3 separate regions of the Homo sapiens genome follow, and regions 2 and 3 are each linked to region 1. A link is a contact called in ENCODE Hi-C or POLR2A ChIA-PET data. All regions are on one chromosome and are shown on one strand. The core of a region is the stretch at or near the end of the contact, and the rest is flanking DNA. Distances in the headings are between cores, read along the strand shown. Region 1 holds the start of RBM38 (RNA binding motif protein 38). Region 2 holds the start of ZNF217 (zinc finger protein 217). Region 3 holds the start of LSM14B (LSM family member 14B).

Evidence for each region. Hi-C counts contacts between places; a loop is a spot of excess contacts on that map. ChIA-PET counts read pairs that join two places held with the same protein, here RNA polymerase II (POLR2A). Pooled maps may share reads with other maps.
Region 2: a pooled map shows a loop between it and region 1 (27-fold over the local background). The contact joins the promoter of ZNF217 here to the promoter of RBM38 in region 1. A Hi-C loop is called at or near these places in 6 of 37 single-sample maps with no recorded cell type and 14 of 50 pooled maps. POLR2A ChIA-PET finds 5 or more read pairs at or near these places in 1 of 52 experiments (T-cell).
Region 3: a loop to region 1 is called in a map with no recorded cell type, with 10 times the contacts of the local background. The contact joins the promoter of LSM14B here to the promoter of RBM38 in region 1. A Hi-C loop is called at or near these places in 2 of 37 single-sample maps with no recorded cell type and 6 of 50 pooled maps.

The regions. Positions count from the first base shown.
Region 1 is chr20:57,389,420-57,393,087 of GRCh38, reverse strand. It overlaps RBM38 (RNA binding motif protein 38), which reads right to left and starts at 1,692. Exons shown (of 4, transcript NM_017495.6): 1 at 1,270-1,692; 2 at 311-434. The coding sequence starts at 1,506. RBM38-AS1 (RBM38 antisense RNA 1) reads left to right here and starts at 32. Exons shown (of 2, transcript NR_149006.1): 1 at 32-809. RefSeq lists enhancers at 30-219, 974-1,473, 1,474-1,975 and silencers at 1,070-1,259, 1,610-2,009, 3,620-3,668.
Region 2 is chr20:53,591,821-53,595,317 of GRCh38, reverse strand. It overlaps ZNF217 (zinc finger protein 217), which reads left to right and starts at 1,479. Exons shown (of 6, transcript NM_006526.3): 1 at 1,479-1,562. RefSeq lists silencers at 459-1,298, 1,389-1,468, 1,959-2,108, 2,529-2,768.
Region 3 is chr20:62,120,734-62,124,750 of GRCh38, reverse strand. It overlaps LSM14B (LSM family member 14B), which reads right to left and starts at 2,276. Exons shown (of 9, transcript NM_144703.3): 1 at 1,958-2,276; 2 at 1-134. The coding sequence starts at 2,084. It overlaps LOC105372706 (a long non-coding RNA gene), which reads left to right and starts at 1,067. Exons shown (of 3, transcript XR_936963.2): 1 at 1,067-1,295. RefSeq lists enhancers at 700-1,387, 1,388-2,076, 2,077-2,764 and silencers at 1,428-1,967, 2,128-3,217.

The DNA of each region.
Region 1 (3,668 bases), core at 443-2,942:
GGTGTCAGCAGCCACTGGTGTCGGCACTCCCAACCTCCAGGCCCCATGGCCACTTCCTCCCTCCTGCGAGGACAGCTGGCAACTGGGGTGCAGTACCCTCCCTGCCCCCCGCCCCCTTCTTTGGGCCACACGCTGTGAGAAGGGGTCTAGATCCTCGAGGGGGGGATGGCTGCCCTGTGCCGGCTCTGCAGGCACATGATAGCCGACTGCCACTGCTGGGGCGAGGAGGGGGGGCCTCTTTCCACCCGACAGATACCGACACCCAATATAGAAACCGAGAAGAGCCAGGCAGGAAAACACAAGCTCTCACCCGTCTGGAGGCTCCGCGGCTTGGCGCCCAGATATGCCAGGTTCACGTTGGCCTTGCGGCCGTCGATGATGGGGTTCGGGTCTTTGCAAGCCCTCTCAGCTGCCGCCCGGTCGGCCATGGTCACCTGGTGGAGCAGAGACACATCAGGGGCTGCCGTGGGGGGAACCAGGGGCGAAAGGGGCAGACGGCTCCGCCCTGGCACCGGATGCTGCCACCCCTCTCTTCCCTTCCTCTGAGGGTGCCTGTGACCCAGGGTCCTTGAGCCAAAGCTCCTCTGAACCCTACCTGGGGCTCTCCCACAAAGATGCCTCCTGGATTCCAGCTCCTCCCGTCAAAGTTCAAGGCCTGGGAAATGTGGCCTTCAAGGACAAAAATAATCCCCTGCGGGGATAGGGCAAAAATGAACCCCGAAGGGAGCTTGGGGGGCCGCCTGGACTTGCCCACCAGTGAGGGCCGAGACTTTCCTCTGAGAAGGAGTTTGCGACGCTATGCTTGGAAGGTAAGCAGGAAAGTGTCTTCAAGACGTTTTTACTTAAGCTGATGTTTATTTGGGGCGGCTGAGAGGGCTGTTAAAAATATGGGGGAGGCCGAAGAGCTCCTAACACCCCGGGGTGGAGCCATTGCTCCTCACCCCCCGCTGCTCCAGGAAATCCCGAGTGCCCTCTGGCTCCAAAACCTCCCCACCAACTTAGGAGTCCTAATTGAACACAGCGGCTCTTCCTTTTAAACCGGGGGTGGGGGTGGGGGTGGGGGTGGGGGTGGGGGCCGGGGCCTGGGGTGGTGGGGGCGGGACCGGCAGGAGCGCGCCCGGGAGAGGCGGCAGGTGCGGGCGCCGGCTGGAGGCGCCTGGGGCGGGGGCGGCAGCGGGCCGTCTGGGCGTGTGCCCCGGAGTGGACTCGGCGCCCGGGCCGCGATAAGGTGTGCGGCGGGGTGCGGGCCCGGGCGCGGGGGCCACTTACGAAGCCGTAGCCGCGGGACTTGCCCGTCTGGCGGTCGGTGATGACCACGGCCTCCTCGATGTCGCCGAAGCCCTCGAAGTACTTCCTGAGCGAGGCGTCGGTAGTGTGGTACGGCAGGCCGCCCACGAAGATCTTGGTGAACGTGGTGTCCTTCTGCGAGCCGTGCATGGCGCCGGGGGCGGCCAGGGGCCGCGGGAAGCCCGCGCTCGGGGCGCACGGCGCGGGCTGCAGCAGCATGGGGGGCGCCCCGCCGCCTACGGACCCGGGCCGCGCGGGGCTGCGCTCATGGGGGGCGGCGGGGAGCGCGCGGGGCAGCGAGGGGCGCCCGTCCAGCCGCCAGGCCCGACCACTCCGGCGCCCGTCCCGCCGTGCGCGCCGACGTGCGCCGCGCTGCGCTCCCGACCGGCGCTGCGGGGACTCTGCGCCCCGGCACCGCCCCCGGGCTTTGTAGCCTGCCGCCCCCGCCAGCTCAGCCCCGCCCCCAGCCGGCCCCGCCCCGCCCCGGGCGCGCGGGGACCGCCGGGAAGCGTAGTTCTAACCCCGCCCAGCCGCACCCGGGCGCGCGGCGATTGGGGGGAGGGGGGAGGGGAGCGCACGCGGGCTGAGGGCGGATCCGGGCCTGGGGGCGCTGGGCGCGCCTTTCTCTCCTGGCTGCCCCCGCGGGCCCGGCCGGTTGCAGGCACTAAGCACAACCCTGAACTAGGGAGGCCAGGCCCCTTCCCTCGTGGAGCGCACCGTCTGGTGAATTAAACGTAAAAAACGTAAAAAAACGTAAACGGTTTTTAGCATCTTGTTAATTGAGTCGGTATTTAACCCAGGGCGACTTAGGGAAGAGCCACGTGCCATATTAAAAAAGGGAAATGATTTCTGTTTTATATGTAAGATTAGTTCATCCGACCGATATTTACTCTGGGCGCGAGGCTGCAGCGGAGCACAGATCATATTCCCTGGCCCCACGGAGCGTCCAGGACTGAGAATTCGGCTAGTAAACATACAGCATACGACCCCGGAGGGAGCTACACCACGGTGCCGCGATAGAAGCGGGTCCCGGGCGGTCTCAGAGGCCCCGCGGGAGATGAGGTGGGCAGAGGAAGCAGGTGTGGGCTCTTTCCAGCTCCACCCCGTTCTGGGCTGGTGTCAGGGACCCTTGGGGCGAGTAAGAGCAGACCCGGGTCCCTCATCCGGCCCCCAGCCATAGAAAGGCGGCGCATAGTGGGGCTCTGTGAGCTTCACACCAGGCAGGGCCAGCCACAGAATTTTCGGGGCCCAGTGCAAAATGCAAACGCGGGGCCCCTTATTCAAAAGCTAGGAATTTCAAGTTGGCAGCGGTTGAGCATGAAACTCAGCCCCGGGCTTTCCTGAGCGAAGGGAAGGGCCGTGTGACTGCACAGACCCCGGGATCCCGGACCTGCGGGTCACACCCTCCACCTCTGAAGCCGGGACTAGGGGCCTCAAGCCCGCCTCATCTCCAGCCCCCGCGGTTGGGACCTATGCAGCTGGGAAACAGCAGCTCTAATTGGGGTCACTCCCGGCCCCAGCCCTGCGGCCTCCTCTCAGCACAGGGCGACGCAGGTGGGGTCTGTGGGGACTGGGAGTGGCACTCCGTGGGCTGTGGGGGACCGCAAGGCCGGCGAGGAGTTCCCCTCGTTTCCTCCAGCACCGAGGAGTTCTCCGCGTTTCCTCCAGCCCTCTGCCCTGGCTGCCGGCGGGGAGGAGTCTGCCCGCCCCCTCCCCCACTCCACGGCCCACGCTCCACGCGGCAGCCTTGACCTCTGACCTCTCCCTCCCCCAGCTCCCGCTCTAGCCCTCTGCACAGTGGGGATGGGACCCCCGAGTCTTCCGGAAGCCTGGGCGTCCTTTCCTCCCTTCCCCCTTCGTTCCTCGTTCCTGGCGCTCCTGCCCCCGCTTGCGGCCCCCGTTGCCCTTCATCCCGCGTGGTTTCCTCTCCTTCCTTCGCGGAGTTTCCCACCTCCCCGGCCCTGTGTGTTCGCCTGCCTGGAGCCCCTCCCCTGCTATTTGGGCGCTGCGAGAACAGGGACCTGGGATGTTTTGCCCAAGCTGGAGGGCCTGGCAAGGAGAGGGCTCTGGGATATGTTTGTTGAGTGTATCCACGATGGAACAAGGTGGGGTGGGGGAAAGCTCTGGCCCAGCCGGAGGCCCTTCGAAGCGACTTTGAAAACTTTCATTTAAGTGTGACCTTCACTTGCCCCCTAGAGGCCGGGGGAGGCGGCCACTGCGCGGCCGCGTGCTTTTGCGCCAGCTGGATCCCTTCACCAGGCCTCGGTTTCCCCTTCAGTTTTTCCAAGGCTGTCCCCAGCCGTCGCGTTGCCTGGGCAGGCTGGAGCCGCGTCGGTGGCGTGGCCACGGGCTTCAGCCCGGAGGCGCCCGGGCTCCCGGCC
Region 2 (3,497 bases), core at 230-2,729, 3.8 Mb after region 1:
ATATTTGGCTATTTTGTTAGTAGCGACTTGCATAGATCCATTTCACATTTGCATTAGTTTGCATTTTGGGGTAGAAAAATTGTGGATGTGCTTGTTATGTCTATGGTTCCTCGAAGCTTATTTAAAATGGGGAAATATCACAGGCCTTAGGAATCAGGATCTTTTTTTTGTCCTTTTTTTCAGTAAGGAAAGAAAACATTTGGGAAACGCTTTAAATGAGTTGTGCGTAGGGAGGAGGGGAAAGGGTAGCGGTTTTTTTTTTTTTTTTTTTGTCCCTTTTTTTGTCCCCGGTTTCCTCCAAATGGATTTCTATCAAAACCAAGTAGATTCTTGGAACCTAGGCTAAGTTTAGAAATCTCAAGTTAGAATAGCGCAAGCCCAGCCCTTTCAGAAAAAAAAAAATCACAACAATTAAATAGCTTTCTGAAGATACTCATTTAAAAACTGTTTATCTTCTCGACCTTCCTCAAGCTTGAAGAAAATCTTTGGTGTTTTTCGCGCACAGCTGCCTTCTAACCCGCGAGCAACGGCGTTAAGGTTTTTGTTTGTAATTCGGGGTGACCCAGGGGTTCGGGCCGCGGGCCCCTCCCCTCGCCCGCGCACACCTTGCAGAGGAGGGGGCGGCGGGGACAGGGCCGGATCTGCGCCTGCGCACACCCTCGCGGCCCCCTCCCTCCGGCCTCCCCGGGTACCTGTCACGGCTACCGCCGCGGCGCGCGCCCGCCACGTTAAGCCGGATGGCGGGAGGAGGGGTGCGGGGCGGGGGGCGCGGGGAGGGTGGCACGGCGCGCGCGTGCGCGGGAGTCGCCGAGCGAGAACTGGGAGTGCGCGCGCTCGCCGCTCGCTCCCGTCCCGGAGGCGGAGTCGGCGGCGGGGGGCGGAGCAGGGGCGCGCCTATGCTAGTCACGTGGGCGCTGGGGCGGGGCCGGGGCGGTGTGGGGCGTGGCCGGGCGGCCGGTGAAGGCAGGGGGCGGGGCGGCCGGTGAAGGCAGGGGGCGGGGCGTCTCCGAGCGGCGGGGCCGAGGGAGGGCGCAACAGCTGCTCCCTGAACACTTTCTGACCCAACAGTCCCCCAGCGCCGGACGCGCCGCGCCCCGGCGGCTCTAGGGACCCCCCGCGCCTGCACTGTCCCCGCGCGGACGAGTAGGGGGCGCCCGCGCCTTTGCCCCCGTGCGCACCCCCGCCCCGCTCACCTTAGCCCCGCGCCCGAGGTGAGCCCGGCCCCTATATTCTCCGGGCGGGGGTGGGGGTGGGGGACGCTCCTTTTTTGTTGGGGGGGGGTCTTGGAGGCGCGAAGGCACTAGGCTCCTCGGCGGATGGCTGCACCCCTCGCCCGCGGCTCCCCGTGTCTTTTGGGGGGCCGGGTGCGGGCGCGGAATCCGGGAGGTGTCCGCACAAAAGGCTGAGAGAAACTCCGCGACGCCTCCCTCCCTCCCTCCGCCCTCCCCGCCCCCTCCCCTCCGCGCCCGCTCCTCCTCATTCAAACCCGGCCGGCCCGAGTGGTGTCAGCTCAGTCCCGGCCGCCGCCGCGCGAGGAAATGGCCGAGGAGCCGGAGCCGCAGGTAAAGGGGGCGCGCCCCCCGCCCGCGCCAGCCGGGGCGCCCGCCCGGTCCTGCGGAGGCTCCCGCGCCGCCCCCGAGGCGCCCGGCTCTCGTTGTCTTGTCCCCCCCCAGGATGACCTCAGTTCCCCGTCTCAGCTTTCTATCCGCTCCTCTAGGGCGCCCCCTCCCCAGCCGGCTCCTGCGCTTCCGCCCGCGGGAAGGTGCGGGCGATCCCGGGCTGCATCCGCTCTTGGCCGTCACACTCACGCCGCACGATTCAGAGGGGCTTGGGGTGCGGGGTTCCCTGAATCTCCGCCGGGAGCGGGGGTCTGCGGGGGTGGGCGGTGGGGGGCTGTTCCGAAAAGTTGGGTCGCCCCGCGGGGCGGGTCTCCCAATTTGCCCAGTTGGCCCTTGGGGCGCGGGCGGAGGGGGAACGTCGGCGTAGGGTCCCCCCGCGATGCCCGGGGAAGGGCCGGGGCAAGTTGGAAGCGGCCAAAACAATGCGTCCGGACGGGCATCCCCCCGTAAACAATGGCCGGGACGGTCCACTCGGGCCGGGCGGAGGGCGCCTCTAAGGGACCGCGGGAGGGGCTGGGCCTCGCCGCGGACCCCGACGCGCGCCCCGTGACTCCCTCGGGTGCCCAAAAATCTGTCCCCGGGAGTCTTGGGGCGCCTGCTCATCCCTGAACAGGGATGCACGGGGCTGCGTTTCCTGGATGTGTGCGATAAGGTGGCTTTTTTTTTCCCTCCTCTAATTTTAAAGATTTTTTTAAGTCTTAATGTTCTATAAACACTTAAAGAATATCTTTACAACTCAATTCTAGTGGAACACCCAAAGCCAGCTGGAAGCAGAACTGGGAACTCTAAAGGGCAGGAAGGATTGAAATGCTAGCCCAAAAGTGCTGCTGCTTTTTTTTTTCTTTTCTTTTTTTTTTTTTTTAAGGGAAGTTTCTGCCAGGAGGTGCCGAGTGGTGAAACCGCTCAGTTTCAGGCACAGCCCTCTTGTCTCTCGATTTGGCCCCGACTGCGAGCCGGACGGGATGGTGGAGAGGCGGAGGGCGCTGCTGGGGGCCCGGGAGGCTGGATTTGGGGCTGCCTGGGCGGTCCCGCCCGAGGGGCAAGACCCGGCACGCGGGGCGCGCGCCGGAACCTGGGTCCCGGGAGTTTGAGAAGATGTTCAGGGCCCGGGTTGGAACCCACATTTTGGGATTCTGGGTAGGGCCACCGAAGACGGGAAGGCGCTTTCTTGGGCGGGTGGGGGTGGGGTGAGCAGGCAGGGAGTTTTCCGCCAGGTTTAGTTACAGGAGCTAGAAAAGGCCACTTCTGGGACCCTGGCATCTGGGCCGCCCTGAGAGCCCCAGAAACTTTTTTTTCTTTTTCTTTCCCCCCACCCCCCAGAAAAGGGTAGTCATTTCAGGTTTAAGGCTTTGGTGTATTGTTCTACCTCGAAATTCCTTGAGCCTCAGTTTATCTTCCTGAATCAGTCTATGGGGCTTGGAGCGTTGAACATTCCTAAACACGGAGAAAGTAAATGGCGGTTGCAGTGGTCCACTGGCCAGTTTGGGGGTCCTGTATTATTGGCCACTGTGTGTCCTACAGCGTAGCTAGGTTTTTCAGTTTTCTAGATCGTTTGGAAGCATTAAGCTGTATGTTTTAAGAAGCCTAGGTCTGATTTAGTTCAGGTTGATTCAATTATGTCTTCATTGCTTTTGAGTTGGTTGAATGACTTGACATGAGATTAAGCTCAACAAAAGAAAAGGCGAGGTAGCAACAGCTGCCGTCCAGGCCTGGCCACTAGGTAGGGGTCTTAGGAGGCCTTTTACCTTCTCTTTTGTATATGTCAAGAAGGAGATTTACAATGTTCTTATTTTACTGTACTTCTTTCCCCTGAAGTGGATGTTCTTTCTTGATTGATATCAAACAAGACTTAAAATGCTAAGTTTTATGATACTTAGA
Region 3 (4,017 bases), core at 1,027-3,526, 4.7 Mb before region 1:
GTGCTGAGCTTTCGGAGGTTCACACACAGTGATATCCTTGATGTCACTTCCTCGGAAAATGATGTACTCATAAATCTCCTCTCTGGGGGGCGCAGGCCTATCTGTGGGACGGTCTTCAGTGCCAAAGGACCTCACTTATGAGTGGAGAAAGAGAAGCGTTATTGTTGTCCTCAGCCAGTTCAATCAACCCTGACACCACTGCTCCCAAGCCTTCCAAAAGACGGCGACACTTGCTCAGAGCCACAACACAGCACCCCAGGTCCACATTTCAACAACTACTTAATGCCCCGATTTTCAATGGACAGTGCTGATAATGCACCAATTGGTGAAGCTCCAGACAACAGACAGCTCTAGATCACAAAGATGACAAGGAACAATTTCACAGACTGACAGTCTGATGTGCGAAGGCACCAACGTACAGAGCTCTCAGCAAAACAAGGCTTGCTTCGTAAGGCCTCCCTGTTCACGTTTGACTCTGTAGATCCAACAGCCAGCCGGCTGCTTTATGCCCAAAGCCTCACCGCACATTGCGCCTGAGGAGGCAGTTTTCTCACAAAGGAATCTAGACGAGTGTTGCCCTTACCCTTCTATCCATAACAAACCTTGGAACAGCTGTAACAGAAAACAAAGGGAGACAGGGTCCCAGGATTATGGACCTCTGACCCCGGCTTCCGCATCTATAAGGAATTGAGTCTACTAACCCCTAACCAGCAGGCTTCCAGGAGCGCCCAAGTCTCTTTCTAGCAAGCCTCTAGGGGCAGAGGTGGGTGGGACAGCAGCCTCTAACTGGTAAGACACAACTCCTGCTAACTCCTGGGCCTACTCTGGGCCTCAGCTTCTCTAACTGGGCTCTCCTGTAATAAGTGTAGTGAGGTTCCATGGCTGCAAGTGAGTGCATAGCCCTGGCATACTCAACAAGCTCCTGAAGCCACGCAGGAGACGGGCTTCAAAAGGAGACACTCCCTGTTTGGAATGAGTGCGTTCTTCTACACATGAAGTTCCCTGTGACCTAAGCAGCGTTTCAGACGCGTCTAGACACTTCAAGAACCCCTGGGAGCCTAGCGCCAGATCCAGCACACACACGGGCTTAGGCAGACGTGGCTCCACGGGCACTTTTCTCTGAGAGGCAGGGGAAGTGCACTCCCCGTCTTCTCTGGGTGATGAAGACAAAGAAACTCTGGACCACCCGCTGCCTCAACAACCTCAGAGATTCTGACTCTAAAGAGCCCCCCTCCTGTAAGTCCTCCAGCGGCCACAGCCGGTTACGAGCACCCACAGGCGGCTGTCACCAAAAGGTAAGCCCCACAGTGGGAAGGTCAGGATAGAGCAGGAGAACCGTTTAAACCGGGGCATCTGGCTGCCAACGGATGCTTCTGCCTTGGCAGGAGGCCGCATTAGGACGCGGTATTTGTTCAGGATCAAGGCCCCAGCTGTCTAATAAGTTCCAGAAAGGCTTGCAGGATTCGCGTGTTGTGACCCCACCCCCAGCCTTCGGGAGACGCCGGGACACTGGCCCCGCCACCCGACCTCGAGGCTCCCCCGCAGGGATCCCCCCAGGCTGGCGGGGAGGAGGCCCGCTGACGGGAGCCGCCCTGCTCCTCGGAGCTGGCACCTGCAGAGGTGGGCTGGGCGGCCGAGGGGGCGGCACCGCGGGGGCCGGGCCCGCCCCTCACCAAACACCGCCGGGCGCCCGCGCACAATCCCGCCGCCCTGGGAGCCCAGGGAGACCATTGTGCGGCCGGCTACGCTGGGGGAGGGTGGCGCGCGGGAAGGGGGCGCCTCGGGGGCGTCCGGGGTGAAGGCGCGGGCAGGGGATCTCGGGCCGGGTGTGCCCTGGGTGGGTTCTGGGCGGGGTCTGGGCGCCAGGCTCCGGGGCGCCCCGGGGCGGGGAGGGCACCGCAGGCCGGGGCTGTTGGCGGACGGGGGTCAGCGGGCTCGGGCGGGCGGCGGCCGCTACCTTTGGCGAGCGCCACGGTGGAGTTGTCGGTGTCGATGGTGTAGAGAATGCCCTCGTAGCGGATCTGCGCCTTGGAGATGAGGCTGATCTTGCTGCCCAGATACGGGGTGCCTGAGGAGCCGCTCATGGCGGCGGCCGGGGTGCGTCGGGCCGCGGTGGGGAAGGAGCGCCGGGCCGCGGCCCGCTCCGCCGCCGCGCGGTGGCCTGGCCGCCCGCTCCTGCGCTCCTCCGCCCGCCGCCGCCTCCGCCTGGGCGCCTCCTCGCCACCGCCCGAGGGGCCTGCGCGGGCACCGAGCGAACCAAGAAGGGGCGCGCGACTGGGGCTCTGAGAGGAGCGCGGGGGAGGAGGGGCCGCCGCAGCCACATCCGGGGCCTCGCGCCGCCACGCACCGCCACGCACCGCCCCTTCACGCTCGCCGCCCATTGGCTCGCCGCGCCCGCCGTCCTTTAAATATGGCCGGGCCGCCAGCTGGGGGGCGGGCCCTCGCGTCGTTCCTGCGCAGCAAGGCGCCGCTGGCCGGGGGCGGGTCTCCCCGGCGATCCGCCCCACCCTCGGCCGGCTCCCGGCGGGCCCCTCGCGGAGCTGGGAGCACGAGACTGAGCGGGCGGGGGGAGGGGTGGGAAGCGGCCCGGGAGGAGCGCGCGTGCGCGTGGGCGGGCGGCTGCGGTTTGCACGCTCAGTGGGCGGGACCGGGGAGGAGCGCCAGGCCCCGCCCGCGCGCGTGCCGGCGCCGCCCCGGACCCTGGGCGCCGCGAACACGGGGGCTTTGCCCCCTTGGCCTCAGTTTCCCCTCCTACAGAAGTGGGGTCCGGACGACTCCCCTATCTTGGGCCAGATGCGCCTATAGCCCTCACCCTCATGGGGGACCGGGGAGTGGCGGAGGCCCTGGGCGCCGGGTGTTCCCGGGCAGCCCCGGGACTCCCGCCCCAGTGCCCAGGTGCCGGCGGGGGGCGGGCGCGGCGGCAGCTCCCGGGAAGGCGGCGCTTCCGGCGTGGCAGCCTCTAAATATAACATGCTGAGCACACTTTCTCTTTTAATCCTGCCCCTCCTCCCAAAGCCTGCCGCAGCTTTCCATTTCCCTTAAAATAAATTCTGACTGGCTACCGGGGGCCTCGGAGCCTCCGCTCGTACCCGGGGCTGCGGCCCGGAGGCCTTGCCCACCTCCCCGGCCGTGGAGGAAGCTCGGCCGCCCGCCGTCGCTTAGCTGCGGGCCCTCCTCGCGTATACTCCGCGTGATTAGTGACCGAGGGCGCGCGGTGTGTGCTTTTTTTGCTTCCGTCTTGACCGTGAACATCATCAGATCACGGACCAATATTGGGTCCTGGAAAAAAAAAGTAGTGGGTGGTGACTATAAAAATGCAATAGGCTGGGCGCGGTGGCTCACGCCTGTAATCCCAACACTTTGGGAGGCGGAGGCGGGCGGATCACTTGAGGTGAGGAGTTCAAGACCAGCCTGGGCAAAATGGTGAAACCCTGTCTCTACTCTAAAAATACAAAAAAACTAGCCGGGCGTGGTGACAGACACGTGTAATCCCCAGCTACTCGGGAGTCTGAGGCAGGAGAATCGCTTGAGCCTGAGACGTGAAGATTGCAGTCAGCAGAGATCTCACCACTGCATTCCAGCCTGGGCGACAGAGCTAGACCCCGTCTCAAGAAAAATAATAATAAAAATGAAATAGAATAAGCTAGAAGATATCAGATGGCGTGGTGGGTGGCTCATGCCTGTAATCTCAGCACTCTGGGAGGCCGAAGCGGGAAGATCACTGGAGGCCAGGAGTTTGAGATCAGCCTGGGCGACATATGGAGACCCCATCTCTACAAAAAAAAAAAAAACTTTAAAAAAAATTGGGCGAGTGTGGGGGCACATACTTGTAGTTCCAGCTCCTGGGGAGGTGGAGGCAGAGGCGGGAGGATCACTTGAGCCCAGGAGTTGGAGGCTGCAATGAGCTGTGATTGGACTACTGCACGCAGGGGTGGCAGCAAGACCCTATTTCTAAAGGAAAAAAAGAAAATAATAGTATCTCGCATGGTGAAAGTAAGTATTATTTTGTGAAATATT